3 separate regions of the Homo sapiens genome follow, and regions 2 and 3 are each linked to region 1. Evidence: chromatin loops called from intact Hi-C (ENCODE). Cell type or tissue: PC-3. All regions are shown on one strand. Region 1 has its middle 36 kb from the start of MIR8079. Region 2 has its middle 28 kb from the start of NRAD1. Region 3 has its middle 41 kb from the start of SMIM2-AS1.

Region 1 (4,000 bases):
GCACAAAAATATAGTGGCACTAGCGATAGCAGATTGGCCTTATGTCAGTCACATGTTTATGTATTGAATTTAAAATGTAAAAGAATTTCTTTGGATCAGCCATGTTAGACGGGCTGATCAGAGAAGACTGCATTATCTTTCTATCATTTCTTCTTTAAAATTGTCGTCCTATGAAGAGGCCATTAAAGAGTGTGTAGCCAAAACGGTGTGAAGAGAACAATGGAAGCATGTCATACAGAGGTATGTCAGGAAGTTAATAAAAACAGTATGCTATGTTTCCAGATTTTTGTGATGTTTGTGGTATTTGTCAGCATTTTAAAATCTGTAATTTATTTTGGTTTCTTTCCTTATTCTGAATAAATATTTACTTTTCTTAAGCGAGGTCCCCACAGTTGATCAGCCGCATGCCCCAGGAGACCGGGCTGGCTCCTGAATATAGATACAAATGATGTGCTTCTGGTCATTAAAGAGCTTGCAATAAACATTCAACAAGTCCCACATAGAAAAAGCATAGAAAAAAGCAAGAAAAGATTAGAGCGCATTTGACTTCCTATCTTCCAATCCCCCATTCCCTTCATCCCTCCTAAAAAATTCTCCAACAAATTGGACTTTTTGTTTGTTTGTTTGTTTGAGACAGAGTCTCGCTCTGCAGCCCAGGCTGGAGTGCCGTGACAAGATCTTGGCTCACTGCAAGCTCTGCCTCCCTGGTTCATGCCATTCTCCTGCCTCAGCCTCCCAAGTAGCTGGAACTACAGGCGCCCACCACCACGCCCGGCTAATTTTTTATATTTTTAGTAGAGACTGGGTTTCACTGTGTTAGCCAGGATGGTCTCGATCTCTGGATCTCATGAACCGCTCGCCTTGGCCTCCCATAAATTGGACTTTTAACATTTATCCTCAAGAGGAAAATGAATGGGCTAAATTATAATGTCGAAGTATAGGTCAAATTTGGCAACTCTCCTCTTCCCTCTTAGCCATGACCATAATGAAAAAAGCCAGCAAGTGTGACCAGGCTGAGAGACGCTTGACCAAGGTGTCTTCTCGGGGCGCATGCTGACAGGTCGTAAGGGGGCTCCCAGCTGATCTCCCCGGGTCAGTCACTCTGAAGGCTGACAACAAGTTGGAAGCTGGAAGACACTGAATGCAGTTGCGGCATGGCGCACGTGGATCTCTCTAGAAGCCGAGTGTCCAGGACCTTTCTTCCTTCCCTGCTCAGACCACAGTAATTTTTCTCCTGGTTTCCAATCACTCTGTGAGCCTTCAACTTGGGAAACTCGAACTGCACATTGAGGGCCACACTGCCTACCCCACCCTTTAAGCTGCCACCGAGTTGTTTGCATACCATCGAATGTAGCCAGCTCGCCAACTGACCGCCGACTGTGGCTACCACCCTGGGAAACAAAATGAAGCATGTCATAGTTTTCCGATGAAAGACAATCAAAGATGCAAAAGGATCACAATTGCAACAGTGTGAGAAGCAGCCAGCAAATAACCATTCACTATGGAGTGGGTGACCTTTTCATTGAAAGCAACAGCTATGACTAAACAGCCTCTTACAAGAGGGTGTTGCAACTGAAATTCTCTAGGCCTGACTCATGGCTTTTCAACCTTGGTCCAGGCTCCTCTCCACCTGGTGGGAGAGCAGGTTGTCTCTCACAACAAACTCTGGGAAAGCCCCGCCCCAGGCCTGCCTCAGAACACAGGAACATGCTGCCAGTGTTTTCCTTTATCATTTAAAGTTTGTTTGTGTGCTGGGCAAGGAGACGCTTGCAAGCAGGTTCTTGAACTGGGTGTAATGAAAGCTGTAGGGATCGCATGGCGCCCTAGACCCACTGCCAAGGCCAAGGGGAGGGACAAAGGCTTAATGGAAGAAAGTGGCTGCAGCTGCTCTCCAAAGCTGTCATTACTTTCTTGCTGGAAACTTTGAAATATTATTTGTTTCCTGTTTCAAACTTCTGGAGATATACCATCCCAGTACCATGATTAAGGGCAATAGTGTCACAGGGAGGTGGGCTGGCCTCTGCGTTTTTCATGTGGGCTTTTCCATCTTTAATACTATATTGCTTTATAAATGTCTTTTTGTCTGTAGATATCTTCTGATCCCTGCCCCCGCCACTCCCAACTCCTGGCTTCTGATGTGAAATGAGAGACTTAAAGTTGATCAAGTTCATGCCGATGTTTAATTCAGACTCAATGTTTTTCTGAAGTCTAAAATCCTTTGAATCCGATGGGAGAGAAGAAGGAAGTGAAACTGGATAGTGTAAATAATTTGTAGTTAGAGCTGAGATTTATGAGGGGAATTGCCGCACAGAGCTTGGTGTTGAATGTCTCTTTGGGCCCTGGGAGACAAATTCTCCACTTGACTGCACGTAGGTCTCCCACCCTTCTGCTGGCACCAGGAGGCGGAGGGGTCTCTACCCTTCCAGGGTGTGGGAACATGTATGAGGGCCCCAAGAGCCTGGACCCTGGAGAGCTAGAGGAGGATGGGGTGTTGCTGTATAAAGTAATTGGCATGTGGCTCTTCACGATGAAAAAAAGAGATTTTGTGGCAGGAAGAAAGCAAAAGAGGAGGGAGGAGAGAAGGAACCATAGATTCTGAGAAACACACCAGGATGACTAGGCCTGGAGGAGTCCAGGGTGGGCCTCAGACCCTCACTTCTTGTCTGGCACCTCCCATTGCCAAAAATGCAGACTTCAGAGTAGGACCATTTTTGGAGCCATGTATAAGAAACAGATTTCTATATAGGTCAGGCCTTGCTAAAATTCATTTTGAGAAGTTCAGAGATGGAATGGAGCAAGACAAAATTGAAATTCTAGCATCCTTTTCCTCATACAATTCACCCCTTGTTTTATGAAGATGTGGGACAAACTGAATGAATGTAACTTGCTTAAAAGAGCACCTGACACACATGGATGCTATGGAAGCACCATTCGATTCCATGCTTTAACTATAAATGATTATTGTTATTATTACTATTATTGTATCTTGACTCTGCTTTCAAAGAGCTGATTTGAACATAACAAGTAGGTAAGGAAATTGCAACCCATCTTCTTGCTTTTCACAGTTATTGCACATAAATAGCCAAAACAATAAGCTAAATGAGACTGTGTTGCTGAGATTAGACCTTTCAGGGAAGTAGGAGGCCCACTGAAAACAAGGACAAACCTTGTTGGGTGCTTGCGGGTGAGAGTTGCTGTTTGCCTAGACTCCCTGCCACACACACTGTAGGGGTCTGAACCCCAGATCTGAACTCTGCACCCATGAATTATCTAGCTGTAGAAATTACTGAGGACCTCTGAGCCACCATTTCCCCTTTTACAAATGGATATGATTAAACCACCACCTCCCAGGAAAGAGGAGAAGACTGAGTGACCAGCTAACTCCCACCTCTCACAGGATCGTATGAGGTTCTAGCAACCCGAGTTTATAATGGAACAAAAAAGAATAGGAAAGGCAAAATACACACCAAGGAATGACATACAACCAATTTACTCACAGTTAACTTCAGCATAAATGTATACACATAATCAGTTACAATTAATATCCACATCGAACTAGGGAGTACATGATTCTGGTGTTCTTTCCAATTCCTTCTCAGTGAGGGATCTCAGGAGAGCTTGGTCTATGTGTGCCTAATCCTACAGGAACACCTCTGCCCTGGCCCTTTTAAAACCCTCTTTCTTCTACATTCATCACGTGGTTCTCTGTGGCCTCTGGTCCTCCCTATATCCCCCACTAGTATCTGGCTCATGATGGGCCACTTGGGACCATCTAGGACCAGTTTTCTATTGCAGCCAATTCTTAATGCTTGAAGTTCAGAGTTTAAGAATCATCACCATTTTCTCTCACCATTGCTGGCCCCAAATCCGTTTTCTCTCAGTACAATGAGAATAGTCTCATAGGGTTGTTAAAAAATAATATTTAATCCAGTTAGCACAATGCCTGCCACCTATATAGTAAGCATTTTTTATGTCAGCGATCATCATCCTCCTCTTCCTT
Region 2 (4,000 bases), 180 kb before region 1:
CAATAAACATTTGCTGGTGAGTAGCTTCTAGTGTCTAGTCCATCATCATCTTAGTAGATCTTTTGGGAAGGCATTAGTTTGTCTGTGACCCGACTAATGTGCAGTGTCCACTGGAGAATACGACACTCTGAGATCACTAGAAACATCACAAAATATAAAGGAGTGGTTGCCAATTTGCTCTGGTTTCATATATCTATATTATGCAGTCCAAGATTGCACTGGTCTTTTGGGGAGCTATGTCACATTGTCACCCTCTATCGGTCATCTCAAACCATTAAGTTTTTTTTCATGAAACAGTTGCTAACACCATAGCTTCCTATTCTGGAAGAGGATTCTTCTTCTGTTGCTGGATTCTTACATTTTTTGATCTTGAATTTAGAATACCACATACATCTCTGAGAAATTTAGCCTAAAAAATGCCTGCCTGGCTTTTGCTTGTGATTCTGTTGTCCAATCTTTAGTTCTTCCTGCTTTCTAGCATTGGCATAATTAAAGAGCCTGTAGCCTCCCAAAGGTCAGGCTTTCTGCGTTGCCTGTGCTCCCAGCACATGGACTGTCATCAAGAGCATCCTCAGTTGAATGTTTATTGGGCAAATTTCTAAAGGCATGCCTTTTATATTTCTTTCAAGTTATTAATTAAAATGTGAAAAAAGAACAGAATGGTTTAGCTTTCTACTGGAAATGTCCCTCTTTTGGTATCTATCTATCTATCCCAAATCCAGCACATTTGGGTTCAGTTCATTTTTTTCTCCTTCATCTTTCAGGAAATTTTGCTATCATCTAGATACACTGCATTTATACTACAGTACCAATTTCAATGAAAGAAATGAGTTTAGACTGACATAACCTAATATTAAGAAACCCATACAGGCTCCAGGTGATCACCAGTTACTCTTCCATGGCCCCCAAACCCACCACTTACGGGCAGATGTTACATGATCTCCCTGGTGGACACTCTGGTAGGGAAAGAATTTGTAGGAATCAATTGTGAAATTGCATTGACCTTTCTTTCACATTGCCACAGCAGTCAAGGATGTGTGTGGGGAAGTTGAAATAAAGAAGCAGCTACAGAAAAAAAAAAGAAAGAAAACAAAAACCTTAGAGGATGTATTTTTAAAGGATGTAATTTATGTGTCTATTTTGGGGGTACATAAATTCTCATCTTGTTTAGAAAAGCATCACATATCCAGTGCATATCCAAAATATGCACATTGATTATTTATAATGGGCAATGTTCAAGATGGAGCCTTCCTCCCCTCTTTAAGCCAAAGGGTTATTTGGGCCAAGAGGGTGCTGAGTGGAGGAAGCAGGAAGTCAGGGTGGGAGTTCACTATGCTCCATAACCCCTTTGAGAGCCCCATCGAGTTAAGAAAGCATTGGTTACATCAGCACTGCTTTTTTCTCTATTTATGTCACGGGTAGTGATTCTGGAACACTGTGAAGGGCCTTCCTTAGATTTCAATGCCCTTTTAAAACCAAAGAGCAGGTGGCAATGGACCAAGCCAATAGCCACTTTCAATACAAAACAGCATGGTCCTTTGGTCTTGAGTGCCTTCAGCCAGAATCCATCAGCATAAAGAGCCACATTTCCATGAAATATACAGGATATTTAATAGCAATCAATGTATTTCCTACATGATTTATGGCTGCCCCTTTTCTATGGATTTTGGCAAGAAGATGGGAATTCAGATGTGGCTATGTATGGGGCAATTCAACAGGCTTGGAACATCATTTTGTTGAAGTTAATTTGAGGAGGCTGTCACTTGCCTCAAATCTGTGGCAGTTAGGATGTTTGTTATTACATCTCTTCTCTCCATACTCTGTAAACTATAATAAATTTGATTAAAGTGCAGATACCTCATGGAGATGTTATTTTTGCTCATAAAGAGTCTTTCTGACACTCTTAAATGGCCTTAAAAATGAACCTAAAATGTCATTTTGGGGATTTGTAAGGCATTAGAGAGTTGCATCCATCTCTTTCTCCTTCCCTTCTTTCTTTCTCTTTAGAAGTGCTTAGAAAAGCATAGCATCTTGGGGTCAGAATATCATTATAAAGCAAATTACTGCTAAAATGACCTAAATGCCAACCTCATAGTCTTAAGGAGTCCTTTCCTTACACTGTGTGTTGAACTGATTGCTTGAAAATAACTAAATCGTCCGGGAGCTTTCAATCATGTAATGCCTCATAGTTCTTCTGGGGACAGAGACTGAATGTGGCTACTTTGCAGAGCATGACGTTTAATGATGCCAAGTGTCTTGATGAGTACTGTTTGATGAATAATAATAATAAATAATAATAATACCCCACAAGCATTCGCTGACTGATGCATTTAAGGACTCTGAAGAAACTCCTGATGCATCAATTTCACTGCTTCTCTATTTCTCCACCAGATGGCAGAAGAAGGGCCAGGATATTGACCCTGAAATTTTTTTTGATTCTTAGATATTAAATATGAGATGGTATCAAAGGTTGGAAGTGAACATTTAAATATATTCCCATAAATTTATGTTTATTATAAAATCATAAAGCCATTTATGATTTATTATTTATTATTTCATTATAAAATATATTTCCTACAGAGAAATATCTTGAAATAAATAAAGGGTGTGGAAAACTTTGATACTGTGTCAAAGGTTAAAAGTTAAGCCAGGCATTTTAGACCAGGGGATGTATTAATACTTTCTCTGATATCCTTACGAAATGGGCAGTGGGACAGAGAACCACTTAGTGAAAGTTTTTTTACCCATCCTCCTTTTGCACCTGGAAATGTAAATAAGAAAGATGTATGGATATAAAAGATGGTGTTTTATCCAATGCTGCAATGGCTCTGGGCCTTATAAGAATTGCATTCCCTGCCAGACACAGTGGCTCACGCCTGTAATCCCAGCACTTTGGGAGGCCAAGGCAGGCGGATCACGAGGTCAGGAGTTCAAGACCAACTTGGCCAATGTGGTGAAACCTCATCTCCACTAAAAATACAAAAATTAGCTGGGCATGGTGGCCAGTGCCTGTAATCCTGGCTACCTGGGAGGCTGAGGCAGGAGAATCATTTGAACCTGGGAGGCAGAGGTTGCAGTGAGCTGAGATCGCGCCACTGCACACCAACCTAGGTGACAGGGTGAGCCTCTGTCTCAGAAAACAAACAAACAAAAAAAACAGAATTGCATTCTGTACTCCTATCCAGTGTTATTTTGAGGATAAACTCTTAAAATTTATCTCACAGGGTAAAGTGTGTAAGAAAATTAAAAGGGGTAGTCAGGGACCTGAGGGCCATCAGCCAACACAAAGAAGAGTCTGAATTCTTAGAGCTGGTGAATGTTTAACATCTTGGCATTGTTCAGGGTTGCCCAAGTTTATTTAGTAAGTTCTTAAATAAATGGAGAAGAATGTTTTATTACTCTCATATAAATGGATTTAAAAGAGAGATCTAAAAAAGACAGTTTGTTTCAGCCAGAAAACAACTTCATTCATATTCTCATTGGTATTTCTCTCATCCATATCTAAAAACCAAAGCACTTCTCATGGATTTACATAGTCTGTCTTTTGAGATAAATGGTCATTAGATGACAATTTAGAGAGAAAAGGAGTGAGGTGAAAGAGATTGTTTTGAGAGTATCCTTTTTAGGCAATAACATGCATACTAGGAATGAAAAATTAATTTTAAGACAGTGGTTTTAAGATTTCTTAATCCATATTTGAGTAGTATATTTTAGGAAGTATATACACACATATGATATTTTACTGCACAGCCTCTGGGTTTTCTGAGGCCCTGGCTTAACCCTTTTCTAGTTGCCATGGCTACGAGGACACAAATACAACATCCATACCATGAGCTGGATCTATGAGGAAGAATTTCCAACTGTATACATAGTATGTGTATTTGACCCAAGCTTTTCAGAAAGAATTTGACACAATTTTAAATGTAGTAAATTGTCTGTGTGAGTCATACAATGGAAATAGCGTATGCAGCTAGGAAAATGTAGTCTCATAAATGAACCA
Region 3 (4,000 bases), 160 kb before region 1:
CGCGCCTGTAATCCCAGCACTTTGGGAGGCCGAGGTGGGAGGATCACGAGGCCAGGAGATCGAGACCATCCTGACTAATACGGTGAAACCCCATCTCTACTAAAAACAAAAAATTAGCCGGGTGTGGTGGCGGGCGCCTGTAGTCCCAGCTACTCGGGAGGCTGAGGCAGGAGAATGGCGTGAACCCGGGAGGCGGCGCTTGCAGTGAGTCAAGATCGCGCCACTGCACTCCAGGCCTGGGCGACAGAGCGAGATTCCGTCTCAAAAAAAAAAAAAAAAAAAAAAAAGAGGGAGACTGAATGATTTTAATTGTGGGCTGTGGATTCTAAACCAGTAAGGAGCTAAGTTGAGGACATGAAGAAGAGGATGAGGTAGGCTCAATAAAGTAAAAGGCTCTTATTTCTGAATAACCATTAAAATTGTGGTACAAGAAATAGCATGCTGATCAGTGTCAAGGTCATTGTGCCACAATTAATTTTTGTGCTTCTAAGCACTGATGACAAAGGACCAAGGCTACAATGAAGTCTCGTTGTATTCAAATGATAAATGGAATACAAATCATAATTACAAAGACTACCCAGTTTGATTTCCTTCTTTCTCAACCTCGTAGTTTTTAATTGTTTCATTTCCTCATGAGAAATTTCTAACAGCTCTTGGTATAATTATTATGAGTTATTTTAATGAAATCATTATCGCACTCTTTTCTGGTTTCACATGACTCTTCTAATATAAAAATTGAAAGTTCATTCTGAAAAAAATGACGCCAATTGTCCTCCACGTAAATTATTACACATCAATAAATAACCAAATATGTATTATTATTCTGGAGGTTTTGAGGAGGAAGTGACAGAAATACCAATTACTTATTAAGAATTTATTCATGCCTGCCATTTTGCTAGGAAATTGCTCATCTGTGCAACAGCTTCACAAGGTAGGTATTATTATTATTCTTATTTTACAAGTGAAGAAGGAAAGACTTAGGCTGTATGACTAAGAACACATAGCTAAGAAGTGACAAAATCTGGGAAACAGAACTCCAGACACAACGATGCCAAGATTCCTTCTCATTCCTTGACTGTCTCGCAGGATTTCTTCCATGCACTTTCTGGTATCACCTGCTTTGTGAACTGCAGCACCACTCCCTGGTGGTTTTACATTTTTGTTGTGGGAGCACAAGTTAATAGTTTGCTGTAGGTTGACAACCCAATTAAGACCCCAGAGGTTGTGTTTGTTAATTTCTTCCGTCATTCACTCATTTACATAACTACCCTTAGTATAAATTTGGCACAGATTATCACTTTTCTGTGAATGCTACCATGCGGTACTGATTCTCACCATGACTGATCCACCGCTGATTTTTCAATAGTTGAGGAAAAGGGGCTACTCAGTTCTGCCACTTTATTTTCAAAACCTCAGCAGACACAGAATGATTATTATCACCTGATTTTCAATCAACATCTCATTTTACAAAATTACACTGATCGTAGTGCTACTTGATAAACAGTCATATTTTTAGAAAGAAAAAGATATTTTCTAAAAATAGATGAGTTGTTAATGGTTCTCTTTCTCCTACAGACACCCACGCCAACATGGAAGAGCTTTTTTTTCCAGTACCTTTCCCTTTGGTTTCAACTAACAACTTCCTGGTAATATGATCTCTTGGTTTGTTTCTTTCCTCCTACCGCTTGGTTTCTAGAGTGACTACGTTGTAGTCATCTATTAAAAATGTGGTTGCCAAGTAATAGGCATCCTAACTTCAGATTGTTATTTGACATGGAAGAAATATAAAATCTTTTGATGTTTAAATAAAATTTTAATCAAAATTATATGTAGAATTAAAAGAAATTTAAAAGCACAGTTAATCCACATTTTTAAGAATGAGAGAGTAGCTTATATCAAATCAGCTCTTCCTTTATTAACATCGATGAAACCTGGACAAATAGTAAAATGCAGCGGTTTGAAGGCATTAGACAATAATCAAGGGAGAAAGGAGTTAGGAGATAAATATCCTGGAAAGAAAGGAAATGCAATGAAACAAATTAATGTTATCTGTTGCTCCTCCTCTTGAGACGTTGCGCTATTGCTAAACTGTGCAGGGTTAGAAGGCAAACAGAAAGATGCACAGAAAGATTAAAAAGCCTAGCAAAGTTTTGTTCATGTCACGGTGCTAGGAGATAAAAATTGGAGTTCAAAGCCCAACCAAAGATGAGAGGCAGTGGTAAACATTCTGCTATTGAGTTGAGACCCATAAAGAACTGCACACTGAGAGTAAAGGCAGACTGGAAGTAGACAAGTCCTCACAAAACCAGAAACTCAGCCTCAATTTCTCCCAATTCCCCTTTGAACCAAGGTTACATACTTCTACTCTAATTACTTCCAAGAAGAAAAATAAATCTTTTGTGCAAGAAGATATATCACCAGAGCCACTAGAGTTTTTCGTAGGTAATAGGAATTATTCAATTGAAAATAACTGAGCATGCCTGGACATAGGACCAAACAATTGAATATCAAGAGATAAAGAGCAAATAGTAGAAATGGATCCACAGGTATCTCAGATATTGGAGTTATCAGAAAGAGATTTCAACTCTACTGTCATCAGTATTTTTGAGACAATTGATGACAAGAGTGTAAGGGTATATAAAATAAGAAAGAGCTAACATTTGTGATTGGATTTCTAGAAGTAAAGGAGCAAGAAAATGGGACAGGAGCAATATTTGAAGAGATAACAACTGAGAATTTCCAAAGTCCAATGAAACATATCAGCCCACACATTCAAAAAGCTCTAAGAAACTCAACAAAGGTTAAATACAAAGAAAACTACTCCAGTCACAAGGTATTCAAACTGCTGGAAGCTAAAAGCAAAGCAATTTATTTATTTATTTTTTATTATTATTATTTTTGAGACAAAGTTTTGCTCTTGTCACCCAGGCTGGAGTGCAATGGTGTGATCTCGGCTAACTGCACCCTCCATCTCCCGGGTTCAGGTGATTCTCCTGCCTCAGCCTCCCAAGTAGCTGGGATTACAGGCACCCACCACCATGCCCAGCTAATTTTTGTATTTTTAGTAGAGATGGGATTTCACCATGTTGCCCAGGTTGGTCTCAAACTCCTGATGTCAGGAGATCCACCCACCTCAGCCTCCCAAAGTGCTGGGATTACAGGCATGAGCCACCACACCCAGCCAAACAAAGCAATTTAAAAGCAGCTAAAAGAAAAAGACTTATTACTTTAAAAGTAACAATGATAAATTGACTGATGCTCAACATTAATAATGGCAGTCAGAAGACAATGGGATAGGATCTGTAAACTACTGAAATAACTGCCAACATAGAATTCTATACTGAGTGAAAATATTCTTCAAAAATCAAGGGGGAAAAAATGTTTGCATATTAACAAAAAATTAGCACAAATATACAATAATAAATATTTAAAATAATTATTCAGGAAGTTGAAGAATTATTTTAAATGGACTCACAGAAATGCACAAAGGTGGAAAGAGCACAAGAAAGGGTAAACATGTCAGTAAATATATTGACTGCATGAACAATAAGGTAACAATATAAATATATTTATATTATTATAAATAAACATTATATTTATATGTTATAGGGTTTAAAATATATGGCAAAAATAGCACAAAAGGCAGTAAGTAAAAAATTGTGTTAAAATATCCAAAGTCCTTTCATTGTCTGGGAGGTGTTAAAAATATTAATTTATTATGGGCCATAATAAGTCTAGTGTGTATACTATAATATCTAAATTAATCACTAAAATTATAATTAATATGCTAATAAAAGAAAATAATAGAAAATACTTGATTACTCCAAAAAAATGTAAGAAATGAGAAGAAAAGGAATGATGGTTAATAAAAACGGTATGATAATAGAAGAAGCAGAATAAACATTTTAAGAACGCCACACAAAGGCACATCATAATTAAATTTCAGAACATCAATGATAAAAAGAAAATCTTAAAAACAGCAAGAGGGAAAAGATAAATA

The links. A loop is a pair of places that touch in the nucleus more often than their neighbours do. Peaks named below come from ENCODE experiments on the same cell type or tissue, not always from the same donor. Only the 100,000 strongest peaks of a DNase experiment are listed, where the experiment ranks them.
Region 2: it touches region 1 in a loop (6-fold over the local background); 17 of 110 quality-filtered maps call a loop at or near these places.
Region 3: it touches region 1 in a loop (4-fold over the local background); 15 of 110 quality-filtered maps call a loop at or near these places.

Annotation. Positions count from the first base shown.
Region 1 is chr13:44,230,644-44,234,643 of GRCh38, forward strand. No RefSeq gene overlaps it. Among named protein-coding and RNA genes, the nearest start is that of MIR8079, 36 kb to the left of the region's middle. RefSeq lists an enhancer at 944-2,143. In PC-3, no CTCF peak of the experiment used is centred here; DNase peaks (open chromatin) are centred at 368 and 1,518; H3K27ac peaks cover 2,908 bases.
Region 2 is chr13:44,048,262-44,052,261 of GRCh38, forward strand. No RefSeq gene overlaps it. Among named protein-coding and RNA genes, the nearest start is that of NRAD1, 28 kb to the left of the region's middle. In PC-3, CTCF peaks have their summits at 245 and 2,376 (motif pointing right); no DNase peak of the experiment used is centred here; H3K27ac peaks cover 1,408 bases.
Region 3 is chr13:44,067,298-44,071,297 of GRCh38, forward strand. No RefSeq gene overlaps it. Among named protein-coding and RNA genes, the nearest start is that of SMIM2-AS1, 41 kb to the right of the region's middle. In PC-3, no CTCF peak of the experiment used is centred here; DNase peaks (open chromatin) are centred at 1,034 and 1,684; H3K4me3 peaks cover 464 bases; H3K27ac peaks cover 2,095 bases.